Regions from separate parts of the Homo sapiens genome. Here region 1 is linked to region 2. The links are chromatin contacts, found by Hi-C or POLR2A ChIA-PET in ENCODE. All regions are on one chromosome and are shown on one strand. Each heading gives the region's core, a stretch centred on a gene start or an enhancer-like site at or near the end of the contact. The rest is flanking DNA. Distances are from core to core; before and after follow the strand shown.

The links. Hi-C counts contacts between places; a loop is a spot of excess contacts on that map. ChIA-PET counts read pairs that join two places held with the same protein, here RNA polymerase II (POLR2A). Pooled maps may share reads with other maps.
Region 1: a loop to region 2 is called in a map of heart right ventricle, with 3 times the contacts of the local background. The contact joins the enhancer-like site here to the promoter of SOS1 in region 2. A Hi-C loop is called at or near these places in 2 of 168 maps with a recorded cell type or tissue (chondrocyte and heart right ventricle), 2 of 37 single-sample maps with no recorded cell type and 9 of 50 pooled maps. POLR2A ChIA-PET finds 5 or more read pairs at or near these places in 2 of 52 experiments (OCI-LY7 and activated CD4-positive, alpha-beta T cell).

The regions. Positions count from the first base shown.
Region 1 is chr2:39,721,606-39,726,132 of GRCh38, forward strand. It overlaps a transcript of TMEM178A not described here. Among named protein-coding and RNA genes, the nearest start is that of THUMPD2, 55 kb to the right of the region's middle. RefSeq lists an enhancer at 1-417. Within about 2 kb of position 2,533, at least 3 of the 41 ENCODE cell types and tissues checked have a DNase peak (open chromatin) inside an H3K27ac peak, as active enhancers do.
Region 2 is chr2:39,118,697-39,123,005 of GRCh38, forward strand. SOS1 (SOS Ras/Rac guanine nucleotide exchange factor 1) reads right to left here and starts at 2,355. Exons shown (of 23, transcript NM_005633.4): 1 at 1,640-2,355. The coding sequence starts at 1,726. RefSeq lists an enhancer at 1,225-1,304 and a silencer at 1,505-2,224.

The DNA of each region.
Region 1 (4,527 bases), core at 1,283-3,782, 600 kb after region 2:
CTTGCTGGTCACAGTAAAGAGTTTGGGTTTTACTCTGGTAATTGAAAACAAACGGCCTAAAAAAGGATAATGATGTGATCTGATTTCCACTTTAGGACTATCAGTTGGCCAGGTGTGGTGGATCACACCTGTCATTCCGGTGTTTTGGAAGGCTGAGGCTGGAGGATCTCTTGAGTCCAGGTATTCAAGACCAGGCTGGGCAAATAGAGCCTGTCTCTATAAAAACATTTTTAAAATTAGCCAAGTGTGGTGGTACATGCCTGTAGGCTTAGCTACTCGGCAGGCTGGGGCAGGAGGATTGCTTGAGTCTAGAAGCTATTGAGCTATTATCACACCACTGCACTGCACTCCAGCCTGGGTGACAGAGTGAGACCAGTCTCAAAAAAAAAAAAAAAAAAAAAAAAAAAAAAATCAGTGTTGCCACTGCTGCTGGATGGAGAATGGATTTAAAGAGGCACCACTAGAGGAGAAGAACCCAGTTAGGAAGGAGGAAGTTGCATAGGAACCCAGGAGACAAAATTGTGCCTGGATGGAGAGGGTGGTGATGAAAATGCACAGGAGTAGGTGGACATATTTTAGAGATGGAATTGATTTGCTGGTAAGTTACATGGCGGTGGGGAAACAAGGGAAGTTAAGGATGACACCTAAAGAATTTGTAGAGTTAGGTTAATTACTAAGGGAACTGCTTCTTGTATCAAAAAGGAGATACAATAATTTGGGGAAAAGGGGAAAAAGAAAAAACTGCTAAGTTTTATGGTTAACTCAGCGTTATACAGGATAGCGTTTATTTAATGGAGACTGGAATTGAAAACTGTAGTTGAGAAAATATCAATGGCCCAAATGCTCCTTCTTGCTAACTGACCCAGCTGCCAGCCGATTCCTCTCTGATTTCCAGTTGTTTTCCAGAAGTTGTGCATCTAAGACCTGAAGATAGTATTCAGTTTAAGTGTGAACTTGATCAATTAGTGGTGGCTGGGAAGATTTCAGTCCAGGCACAAAGGGGAAAGATGTAGTGTTTGTGAATGAATGGGAAAGGCAGATGTCACATACTGGCCAACCCCAGTTTAAATCACAGCAGATAGACTATTGGTCTGCTTCAGGTAAGCATTTCCCTTTTTTGGAGCTCACTAAGAAATTCTGAGAATAAACTCCCACATCTTAGGGCTGATGTTCCTAATGAACAGACCATTGTCCCAGTGAAGTGCTTATCCTGGTTGGCCCAGAGTCTGACCAGGCCACTGCCTTGAGTGTGGGTGTGAGGATGGATGAACTGTACCCTCAAGTTCATCAGCAAGTGTTCTAAATCAGGACCTTAGAGGTAAATTCCCTCAATATCTGGCTAACTGTGAAGTGGCATCCTCTGGGGATTCTGGAAAGGGCATGGAAACCTTGCTATAGCAAGGGTGCACGGAGGCTCCGCTGGATCCTACACAAAGGGCCTGGGCTCCCTTGACTTGCTCCCAGAACGCAATCACAGTTCAGGGCATTTCATTCTTTAATCATAAAACACCTTTTATTTCCATCCTCATAGCTTTGCCTGTTAGGTTGATTGTGATGAACACATAAATACTTGCTTTAGAAACCTAGCCACGCCTGAACTGAACTTCACTCAGCTGTGGCTTCAGTGGGCTTCAAATTCATTCCCCACAGGTAAAACACATTGCACTTATCATATTGCTTAAATCTGTTAATCACAAGAGTTTAAAATGAACTTAAAGACCTGAATAAATTGTTGAAGTTTTCTCATTTCTCCTCTAAGCCCTGATTTGCCATTTGTTAGTTCTGGACTCTGTTGGTTGCTCAAAAAATAAATAGATATATAAGTAAATAAATAAAGCACTTAATTAATTCTAAGAGGATGGCAGTGGAGCCATATTATTGTTAACTTTTAGGTCTCCTTCATTCTTGTAAGTACTAAACATAAATAAGAAGTGGCAGAGAAAGCTCGGATTCTCAAAAGCTTCTCCAGTGCTGTTTCTTGGCATTAATGAGACTGAGTCCCTGGGTGAGGGACTGCCTCAGTACCTCCTCAGTGACTGTGTCAGGCTGTGTCCTTTATAAACCATATCTTGTTACTATTTGCCCCTACTTTATGGGTAGAGAAGCCAAGGCTCACAGAGGTTGAGTAACCTTCCCTAAGATACTAGCCAAGATTTGGTTTCCAGCTTGCTCACTCCAAAATCCTTCCACCTTCCTGCACAGCATCCACGTCAACTACCCAAGACCCAGCAGCATTTCCATAGTGCATTTCTAACCCTATCTGAGCCTACTGTCAACATGTTATACATCTAGATAGGTTCACATTCCCCTGCATTTTCCAAGGGTCCCTTTGGAAGTTACTGCTCTATAGTTTTTAAGCAAGCTTCTATATTTCTAAGCCAGAGCACACACTGCACTTTGTAATTCTGTAAAGAATGCCAGACCTATTTTTGTAAGCACAGAATCTCTCCTTACGTGACTGACCTTCAAGAGACCCTGTAGCTTGCAGTAGCCTAAAGGTATGACAGCAATTTTAATTACCTTCTTGGCACTTCCCCCACAGAACATTATGAGAAATTCCCGTGTTACTAGGGCTGCTCAAAGATCTCTATTTAAGTGGGTATGTCCTCCTTACTTTGTCCTGTGACAGCATCCCTGACGGCATTTTTTAAATTATTAGATGAAAGTAATTATTTCAAAAAAAAAAAAGAGGCTATCTAGCCTTACGGTTAGAGGTAGGATAGCAACTCAAAGACTCATGAATTTCCGTCCTTTCTCCCTGACTGTCTTGATGTGTGGCCCTGCAAGAATGCTGGTAATAACCACACATTTAAGAAGCCTGAAAATCACTTTGAACACCTCTACAAACTTTTATTTCCTTTATCCAAGTTGAATGTGAACTAATTTAAAAAACATAACATATTAAGTTACACTAACAATAAAATAAAACCATCTGATGTGGAGTCAAAACAAGGAAACCTTCCAAATTTTTTTATTATATCTCAAGGAAAGTACAGTACTTCATTTCGTATTTTCCCTTTGAGAGACTGGTCGCTGTGCAGTGACTTAGAAAACACCCCATAACCAAACCAAAACAAACCTCAAGACAGCCTCGGAGGCATATGGAAACTATAATGGTCATCTCTCTTTGACAGCAGAGGAACAGAGACTCAGAGCATTAACCCAAGATCTCTCAGCCAGTCTCTGGCAGAAGGTTCACCTCCCCAGCAAAAAAGCGAGGTAGATTTTGAGGTCAGCATGTCCAAGTATCTATATTCCTGCAAACATGTCGAGCAGCCTCTACTTTACAGGACTCTGTGGTGACGATGGTAAATCGCTATCATGCCAACATGTTTCTCAAATAAACTGGACTTGGGAATTGAAATTAAACCAACTGTGAAAGGTAATCTGGGGGAGATGACGCATGTGATTAATACAGTATTGACTCAAGGGATGAACCAGTTCTTAAACAAAGAATTCTCCAAATAAAGTAACAGTTTAAAGAGTGTTCACAGGAGTAGGGGAATGGTTTTCAAGAGAAGTGAAATGAAGATGAGGAAAGACCGAGGGTGAGCTAGAGGGACAGCCATGTAGAGCCATGCGGGGTGGGACGGGTGAGTGGCCCTCAGAACCCTATCCCAAACACCCCTACAAAACCAGTTCCTTTGAGGAGCCAGATGAGTAAGAATACAATGAGTTAAGAGGAAATTCAGTACAATTTCATTATTCTTTAAAGCAATTAGCCTGTGGGTCTGCGATACGCCTACATAATCAAGAAAGGTGTCAGAAAATGTCAAGCTTTTACCTAGTAACGATTGAGGAGCTGGTTCTGTGTTGCACGATTCCATACATTCCAATATCACAAAGGAAGAAAAAAATCTTCCTTCAGGGAAAGACAATTTGTTCTTGTTTCCTTTTGACAATGGAATGCATGGATTTGGTCAATGCGGGGGAAACTTGGTTCAGCATTCTGGACTTTTATGGCTGTGTTCACTTGGTTGGCAGATGACCATGAAAAGTAACTTGTTTGGGATGTCAGTGGGTGTGGAGGAAATGCCAGTAAATGTGTGTTGAAGGAATGAGGGAATAAATGAATGACGCATCACTAAGATGGTGATCCCTGGTCTGTGAAGCCGACTTGCTGCCTCACAGCCTCTATTTCTCAAGGTTACTTTTCTTTTATTGTTCTCAGGCCTAACATACGATTGTAGACTCAAACTCTTTGTGTCACTTTAGGAGCAGGTCCACCGTGGCAAAATGGTTCTAGGGCCTCGGCAAAAATAGGGACATCTCAATACTGTGGAACAAAGACACATGTGGTCAAATGAATGACCAGTTGTGTTCACTTGCTCATTCATGTGTTCTTTGATTTGTCACATCTCTATAGAGCACCTAGTATGTGCCAGAGACTGATTTAAGTGCAGGGAATACATAGTGAATAAATCAAAGCTGCTGCCTTCAAAAAGCTGCCATTGTAAGGTGACAAAGGAAAAAAGTAAAAAATCTTCCTTCAGGGAAAGATAATTTGTTCTTTTTTCCTTTGTGTCT
Region 2 (4,309 bases), core at 1,105-3,604:
ACCTTCCTATTCTTCAAGAAAAGCCGAAAATTCAGGTTTTATGTAATATCTCCCATTTTCAAATATTAGCAACTAATTACATTTAAAAATAAAACAACACTATGCCAGCCAAACAAAATGCTTTTGTGGACAGATTTCAGCAAGGGCCACCAGTGTGGCAGAATTAAACAACGTCTGTCAACTCCTACAATATTCTTTCCACTGCTTCAAAGGATCCTCAGCTGATACCTTGGTGATTCCCCTGGGAAAGGAGCTGCTTTTGCCTCTAAGCAAAATGGCCCCTATTTGGCAATGCTTTATGAGTTCCTTTACACGTTTTTAAACAATTTCCGTGTCTCCCCTTACTCTATCCGGACACCAGCTTCTAGCATCACAGAGACCTCCTACACCCCTTCCATTACAAGCTAAGAAGTCAAACTTGCAAGTAAAGCAAAAGTAAGGAGTGAGAGCCTGAAGGGATTTCTAAGGAGTAAAGTATGTAAGATATATGGCATCTTTTCTTCTGTTTTTTAAAAAAAATTACATAGATGTTTGTGACTAGTCAGACACTTGAAGGGGAAAATGTCCGTAATTTAAGCCAGAAATATATGAGCAAATTCTCCTGAAAAACCAAATAGTTTCCACTGTAAGACAGCAAGAGGGACCGGAGGAGAACAGGGCAAAAGGGAAAGTAAAAGTTACTGGCCTTTGAGAAATATCAGACACCTTTTAATGTTTAGCATAAAAGGTAAAACATAATCTCCATTCTTAGTAGAAGCAGTTAGCATGAAACATTCTTTGAGCAGCAAGAAACTGGGATTTAGAAACACTATTAGAAGAGTAAAGCAATCTTTACAGAAAAGGTAAATGAAGAAAAGAAAACAAAAATAGTCTGGTTGTCACACTGCTGCTTTAGAAGCTTTAAAAACGTAAGAACACTTCCTAATTATACTAAAACATTTAAAAGCACAGATCGGGGGTATGTAACTTCAGGTAACAATGTAGCAAACTTAAACATACAAAGGCTAAAAATTCTTAACAAGCCAAATGACAGCACCAAGAATCTCGAACGCTGCAAAAACAAAACAAAACCCCCCTGAAATTGGTAGCATGTGCACCAGCCCCTGTTAATCGGAGGAGCGGGGGAAACCAGGAGAATGAGGAGTGAATACTGACGGCGAGCAGAGCAGGCCACGTTCCTACTGGCAGGCGAGCTCGCAATTCCTTTGAGCAAGCCTTACGGCCAGGGCATTCTCAAGCCACTAAAACCAGCGTACTGGACACCTAAAACGGTAGGCTGACAGCAGCTCCGGGCTAAGACCAAGAAGACGGAAAAGTGGCCTGCTTTGACCTCCGCTGAAAACTGAGGCTCCTCCAACTGTTGTTGTCCTGGAATCAAAGGGCAAAGCATTCACCTCTCAGGGGTTGGATTATCCGGATAAACTCCCCCCGGCTCCCTGCGGCATTCCCACACACCCGGTGGATGTCAACACCGAGAGCCAGCCGTATGAGGGGGGCCTCTCCGTGTGCGCCGTCCTTTTGGAGACGCGGCGAGACCGGGAAGAAAGACGGCCCTGCGCGCGCCCCGCCTCCCCAGCCCTTCCCCAGCGCCCGCGCTGGGGGGCTGCGGCCGGGAAGCGGGGTCCCGCGTGCTCCTCACCTTTTTCAGCGCAGGCACCAGTAGTCCCCGCCACTTGGGCGCGTTCTCTTCGCTGAAAAACTCGTAGGGCAGCTGCTGCGCCTGCATGGTGCCCCCGGGGCGCCTCTGGGCGGGGAGAGGGGCGGCGGCGGCCGGGCCAGGGAGCCGCGAGAGGGCGAGCTCGCAGCGCGGAACAGGGCCGCGGCCCCACCGGACGGCCCGGCCCCCTCCGGGCGCCGCGCAGCCGGGCTAGCCCTGGCGAGGGGGCTGGGGGGCGAGGCCCGCGCCTGGCCACCCACCCGACACAGGTACCAGCCGTGGAGAACGGACGCGGCCCGGAGGCGGCGGCATCCCGCACCACCGCCCCGGGGCCAGGCCCCCCGCCCCTCCCCGGCCCGCCGGCGCCGCCCCGGGCTGCCCTCTGCCGCGGCCGCCGCCCGCCCGCCGGGGCTGCACTCCCGGGCCCGGTCTGGCCCCGCGGCGGAGCTGGCGGCTGGGGGAGGACGTGTGGAGGGACGCTCCGGCCGCGGCGCCCGCTCCGCGTAGTTGGGACTCCGAAACGCAAGAGCCCCGGGCGGGGCGGAGCTGGGGCGGAGGTCTCGCGGGGAAGGGGAAGGACCGGAGGTCGTTGTTGGGGAATCTGGCTGCCCTGAGGTGCCGCCGCGGCCGCCGCCGCCACCGCCGCCGCCGGTGTAGCGCTGGAGCTTCCTACTAGCGAACTGAACCTGCTCGCTACTGAGCATGCGCTGCCGTGCTGGGCTGGTTCGCTCCGGGTTTTCCGGCTCCCGGTGAAGGAGGAGGAAAGCTCGAGAGAGAAAGAGAGAGAGAGACAGGGAGGGCGCCCGGCCGGGCTGTGGCTGCGCTCCTGGGGGCTGCAGGGGAGGGGCGAAGGGGCCCGAGAAGTCGCACCCTGGCAAAGTGGGGCCTGCAAGGGTGGGTGATGACTAGGGTAAAGAGGCTCCCCATTGTGTGGCCTGGCCGTGAGGGCTCCCACCCTTCTCGGAGTCCCTGGGCCCTTCGTTTCGGAAAGGGGTGTGTGTACTTTGTTCCTGAACACGAAGATAAGGACTGCCCAGAGCACGCAATGTATAGTAAACAGACTGGACAAAAGACAGGTGCTCTGTCACGAAACCTACTGCTCAGTATCTGCTGAGTAGTAGAAGTGATTGCGGTGTTTCTAAGTGGTCTTTCCACAAAATAATAAAATGTGTACGTGTAGTATTGATTTTGTGTGAATGTTTTAGATTCCCTCTGTTCATCTTTTAAACCCACTCCAGAAATGAACTCCAGTAAGCACTTTCCTCCAGTGGATATCGAGACCTCTTTTACAGCTCCTAGAGCACTGCACTTATGCCCCTCTCAGGGCGTTCAGTCTATTGTGTTTTGTTATCTTTTGCGGTTCTTTCGACTAGATAATAAACTGGAAGGCAGATCTTTTTCACCAGGGCCTCTACACAGTGTAGAACAGGCACTCAGTCAATGTTAGTGGAATGCTAAAGGAGCAGTATTTATAAACTGTCCCTCCAGGCCACTGTTTGTTTATAATAGGGGCACTTTGTGGCAGACACCTTATGATTTATCATTAATTATCATTTTTTTGAGTATCATCTCATTTAATCCCCATAGCAACCCTATTATTTTCATTTCACCGATAAGAAGGCAGTTTAGAGGAACTAGCCTGGGTTAAAGCTGACATTGTGTCCTGCTATTCCTGAGAACAGTAACCAGGATCACATAAACGAGAAAGGTTCAGTGGTTCTTAATCTTTACAGGACCTCTTTGAAAATCTGGAAAAACAACTCTTAGGTTATTTCCTTTAAAAATACACAGGCCGGCCAGGCGAGGTGGCTCATGCCTGTAATCCCAGCACTTTAGGAGGCCGAGGCGGATGGATCACCTGAGGTCAGGAGTTCCAGACTAGCCTGGCCAACACTGTGAAAACCTGTCTCCATAAGAAATACAAAAATTAGCCGAGCATGGTGGTGGGCGCCTGTAATCCCAGCTACTTGGGAGGCTGAGGCAGGAGAATCGCTTGAACCCAGGAGGCAGAGGTTGCAGTGAGCCGGGATCATGCCACTGCACTCCAGCCTGGGCAACAAAACCAAAACTCCGTTTCAATTCAAAAAAAAATATACACACACACACACACACACACACACATACACACAGACCGGCCGGGCGCAGTGGCTCACGCCTGTAATCCCAGCACTTTGGGAGGCCGAGGTGGGCGGACCATTTGAGTTCAGGAGTTTGAGACCAGGCTGGCGAGACCCATCTTTATTGTTTTATTGAAAAAATAAAAATATACATACTTGGTTTACATTTGAAAAACTCCCCACTTTCAAAGTGTGTGGAATGAAAGCTGGAATTATAGGCGCCTGCCACCACACCCAGGTAATTTTTGTATTTTTATTAGAGATGGGGTTTCACTGTATTGGCCAGGCTGGTCTCGAACTCCTGACCTCGTCATCCACCCGCCTCGGCCTCCCAAAATGCTGTGATTACAAGCCTGAGCCACCGCGCCCGGTCAGCCCTCTTCAAATATTTAAAGGGTTGTGATATGGGGGAAGAGATTGGTTTGTATGGTTCCAAATGAACCAACATCAAGCCTGTACCCCAAACTATTGCTTGGCTTCCCATTGCTCTTAGAATACATTTCAAACTTCTTACCGTACCCCACAAAGGCGTGCA